Linked DNA regions of Homo sapiens: region 2 is linked to region 1. Evidence: read pairs that join two places in POLR2A ChIA-PET (ENCODE). Cell type or tissue: PC-9. All regions are shown on one strand.

What was found. Peaks named below come from ENCODE experiments on the same cell type or tissue, not always from the same donor. Only the 100,000 strongest peaks of a DNase experiment are listed, where the experiment ranks them.
Region 2: POLR2A ChIA-PET joins it to region 1 with 5 read pairs; 2 of 35 experiments call an interaction of 5 or more read pairs at or near these places.

What each region holds. Positions count from the first base shown.
Region 1 is chr6:3,165,017-3,167,516 of GRCh38, reverse strand. No RefSeq gene overlaps it. Among named protein-coding and RNA genes, the nearest start is that of TUBB2A, 8.7 kb to the right of the region's middle. RefSeq lists enhancers at 1-579, 580-1,179, 1,180-1,778 and a silencer at 928-1,222. In PC-9, no CTCF peak of the experiment used is centred here; DNase peaks (open chromatin) are centred at 1,326 and 1,636; H3K4me3 peaks cover 888 bases; H3K27ac peaks cover 2,460 bases.
Region 2 is chr6:3,691,620-3,694,119 of GRCh38, reverse strand. All of the region lies in intron 1 of LOC100507336 (a long non-coding RNA gene), which reads left to right. It also overlaps the pseudogene TOMM5P1. Among named protein-coding and RNA genes, the nearest start is that of PXDC1, 59 kb to the left of the region's middle. In PC-9, no CTCF peak of the experiment used is centred here; no DNase peak of the experiment used is centred here.

The DNA of each region.
Region 1 (2,500 bases):
CTTTCATCTGGGGAGAGGGTAGAAGTCAGGATGACATTTAGGTCACTCCAGGTTAAATTGTAGGACAGAGTTAGATATCGGAATTCCTGTATATGTTTAGTGGGGTCTGATGAGAAACAGCCTAAACGCTGACTGATCTGTGAGGTCTGATAGAGAAAAAGGTACATGTACCCTGACTATGCCTTCAGCTCCAGCCACTTCTTTAAGAGGAAATTTGGGTAGGTAAAGGAAAATTATAGTAAAGGGAGGGGGTTGTTCTCTGGCTGGCAGGAGTGGGGGTCACAAGGTGCTCAGTAGGGGAGCTTTTGAGCCAGGATGAGCCAGGAGAAGGAATTTCACAGGATAATGTCATCAGTTAAGGCAGTAACAAGCCATTTTCACTTCTTTTGTGGTGGAATGTCATCAGTTAAGGCAGGAACGGGCCATCTGGATGTGTACGTGCAGGTCACAGGGGATATGATGGCTTAGCTTGGGCTCACAGGCCTGACACCCAGGAGGCAGAGGTTGCAGTGAGTCGAGATCGAGCCATTGCACTCCAGCCTGGGCAACAAGAGTGAAACTGCGTCTTAAAAAAAAAAACAAAAAAACAAAAAAACAATATGTCCTTAGAGTACAGAATTTAAGGCGGTGGAGCCTGCTTGCCCAAAATGGTGGGAGGATAATGAGAGGTATAAAAGAACTCTAAATCAAAGAAAATGACCAAGGTGAGTCTCAATCATTTTAGAGGTTTATTTGCCAAGGTTGAAGACGCACTCAGGTTTATTTTGCCAAGGTTGAAGACGCACTCAGGGGGAATAAAGAACACAAAACCATGGGAACATCTGTGATCTGCGCTTTTTCCAAAAAGGGTCTGGAGATGTCAATATTTAATGGAGAAAGAGTGGCAGTGGGGGAAAGAGGAAAGAAAAAATGGGCGGGTAGATAAAAGGAGAGCAGTTGCATTCTTTTGAGACTTTGATCAGCTTTCACTGAATGCACATTTTACATGTGAAAGGAGGAGGTAGAAGGCCAGTCCATTATGCATTTGTCTCAGTGAATCTGCAGTTTTACATTAGATAAAGTAATCACAGGGTACAGGAAGCAGCCAAACGTGCATTTGTCTCTAGTGAGTGGAGGGAGGATCTAGTCCTGTCTTTGTCCTTTACCTATGAAGATGAGCTGTGAATTTACATTGTCAGGGTGAAATTCAACAGAACTGTTATAGGCTAAAGATCTAGGGACCTACAAGGAATTTCCTGATGGGCAAATCATGTGGAAGGTCCCCTAGGGAGGTTTGTGGCCTTTTATCTTTGTAGCTATCTACTTAGGAACAAAAGGAAGGCAGTCTTTGCATGACTCAGTTCCCAAGCTTTTCCCTTTGACTTAATGAGTTTGGGGCCCAGAGATTTTTATTTTCCTTTCACAGAACAAAAAGGAGATGTAACCACCCTTACAATGTCACTGAGGACTAGTTCTGGATCGGTAAGCTAAATTTACAACTGCAGGTAGCTACAGTGGAAATTTCTGTCTCAGGCTGGGCTCAGAGTAGCAGCAACCTAGGTTTTTCTGAGTCAGCCCTGCAGGGCAGAGGTCTCCTTGTAACCCACCTCTGACATATACATCCTAGCCTCTTCGTCCTGCTTCCCCAACGAGGCCTTTCAGCCAGATCTGAGATTGTGACACAGATTCTGATTCTTGCATTAATCTCTGGTCATTTTTAGTAGCTCGTTTGTTGACTCAGCTCCAGAGCCGCTCAGCCTCTGTCCTCACTCCCTCTTCCCATACTTAGCCTGGGCTTTCCCCACCATGGATGGCCTCAGCCTATGCTGTTTTCAGCTTCATTTCTCCAAGGTCACTGTGATATTGTGAAGTATATGTTCAACCTCGTTTTTTGGCATACAACTCCTAAAATTCTTAAAATCTCCAAAGTGATGTCTTTTTTATGCTAATGAATCAGCTGGTGGCTGGCAGCCCCTAGGTAGCTTCAGGATGGGGCTGGTCACTGGAAAGAACAAGGCATGATTAGAGGGTTGGGACTTTCAGCCCCATCCCCTAACCTCCCTGGAGAGGAGAGGGCCTGAAGGTTAAGTTGATCACCAGTGGCCAATGATTTAATTAATCAGGCCTACAAAATGAAGCCTCCATAAAAAACTAACCCAAAAGGACCAGGTTTGGAGACCTTTAGGTAACGGAACATATAGAGGCTACTGGGGGTGGGGCATGTCCTGGGAGGGCATGGACCCCTTGCCCATACCTCACTCTAGGCACCTCTTCATCTGTAACCTTTGTAATAGCCTTTATAATAAACTGGGAAATGTAAGTAAGCATTTCCCTGAGTTCTGTGAGCTGCTCTGGCAAATTAATTGAACCCAAGGAGGAGACCCTGGAATCCCGGATTTATGGCCAGTTGGTCAGAGGCACAGGTAAGACAGCCTGGCACTTGCAGTTGGCATCTGAAGGTGGTGGGGAGAGCCTGGGGGACTGAGCCCTCAGCCTGTGGGATCTGACATTATCTGCTGGT
Region 2 (2,500 bases), 530 kb before region 1:
AGTGATTTTCAGCGGCAGCTGAAGGCTGGTGAGTCAGAGCCACAATGTTTCAGATCCAGGGCTTTGCGCAGAAGCTGGATATGGAGGAGATGAAATGGAAGTTGTGTGAGGATGTGATCTCCTCCATATGGAACTTCCTCATCTACATGGCCCTGCTGCAAATCATTCCTTTTATCTTAAAGAAATTACACAGCATATGAATATTGAGTATCATATGTGAATGTATAATATGCAGAACCTGGTTACAGTTTCTACAACTCTCTGCAAGCAAATAGGCCCAGAAAACTGTAAGAGACTCTTTAATGGTTGGGTATAAAAATTCTGCTTCTTAAGAACAAGTTTGGCTCAGCTAAACTTGTTCTCAGCCAAAATATAAAACTAATTATAGCTAAAATATGAAACTATTGAGAAGTATGAAAAGACATCTTGTGGTCAGGGTGTGCTGTTGTGCTTGTGACATTTGGCCTCTGTCAATGTTGGTATAATTGTAAATAATGTCAAACTCCATTTTCTAGCATGTATTAATAATAATTAAGGGAACTATGTCTGAAATGGCACTTTTTTTTAAAAGAAAACAAGTTTTATTTTTATCACCAGAACATTCTGATAAAAATATTATGAGATTAGCTACCTTTATTCTCTGGGCCTTGACTGTCCGAGGCCTGCCCTAGAGCGCCTGCACGCTCAGCTCCCTGAGGTAGGTCTGGAGGGAGAGCCCCCACTGCCGCCTGCCCTCGGCCAGGATACCTCTCACCTCATGTCCCCTCCTCCAGACCCCCACAGTCCTGGATGCCCCATAGCAGCCCTACCACGGCTGGCAGAACTGTGAAATGGCACTGTTTTGTCAGACATTTCTGTTTACCTTTTTACTTCTGTACGAAGTGTATTTGTGGAGTCCCTTACAACCAGTCGTGTTTTATGGAAGTCAGCACACAACCACAATGCTATTTAAACACAGGATTATTAGTCTGTTTTTTTTTTTTTTTTTTTTTAAACAGAGTCTCACTCTGTTGCCCAGGCTGGAGTGCAGTGGCGTGATCTCGGATCTTGGCTCACTGGAACTTCCGCCTCCTGGGTTCAACTGATTCTCCTGCCTCAGTACAGGTGTATGCCACCACACCTGGCTAATTTTTGTATTTTTAGTAGAGACAGGGTTTCATCATGTTGGCCAGGATGGTCTCAATCTCTTGACCTTGTGATCTGCCCACCTCGGCCTCCCAGAGTGCTGGGATTACATGCGTGAGCCACCACGCCTGGCCTAGTCTGTTTTTAATGAACATACCAATTAAGAAAAAAAGTGTTTTTCTGTTTCATTATTCCTTGACTAATTGGAATTCTGTAAGGAAGAGCTGTCTCTCTAATATTTATTCCTTTAATTATGTATTTATCAGTATAGGTTTCTGGATATCGACTTTATCCTGTGGGTTATAATTTTGTTGCTCAAATTGTTTCCTCTTTGGTCATTGGTTGCTCCTTGAAGGAGTTCCAGTGTGCTTTTGAGAAATCTCATCCTTTTTTGAGCATTTCCTTATTTTTTGGCATTTCAAGACACTCCAGGCACTTTTTATTGTATATTCCCTGCCCCAGCTCTGGAATCAGCCACTTCTCCGTGGATTCTTGGTTCTTTTTATTGAAGAGTGGTATTTTGAAACCAAGATCTAGACACTAGATGTATTCATTGCCACAGAGGTGTCAATGCTTTCAGGCCATTTAAGCAAACACAGCTAGAAGTAAATGCATGTATACTAATCCATGCATATTCACATTGATATTTATCCCTCTATTTATATTTATATTTAAAAAACGCGAGTTTATACTGATACCTTCATAAATCCAACACCATAGGGTTTATTCTAGCCTTTTCCCTTTCTTTTCTTGTAATCTTTTAAAAGTTATTATTGTGGGCTGGGCACGGTGGCTCATGCCTGTAATCCCAGCACTTTGAGAGGCCGAGGCGGGAGGATCACAAGGTCAGGAGATCAAGACCATCCTGGCCAACATGGTGAAACCCCGTCTCTACTAAAAATATAAAAAATTAGCTGGGCGTGGTGGCACATGCCTGTAATCCCAGCTACTCGGGAGGCTGAGGCAGGAGAATGGCGTGAACCCGGGAGGCAGAGCTTGCAGTGAGCCGAGATCCCACCACTGCACTCCATCCTGGGCGACTGAGCGAGACTTTGTCTCATAACAATAATTTTCTTTTTTTTTTTTTTTTTAACTGATCCATGTTGTCTCTTCTTCTGTTCAGAAGTTTAGCTTTGTGTTGTATTAGTAAAATATACACCCAGTCATTTCCTTTGTAAACATCAAATCATTTCTATGTTCTTCTTTTCAAAGCTTGGAGTTATGAAAGTATAAAATTCAAGCTCATTAAGCACGTAAACTTTAAGATACATTTTAAGAAGCATAAAATACAGAATTTCTGAGTGGTTTCTTCACAATATCTTCAGTGGATATTTGCCCCTAAAATCACTTTTTATAAGAACAATAAAGAGAACAG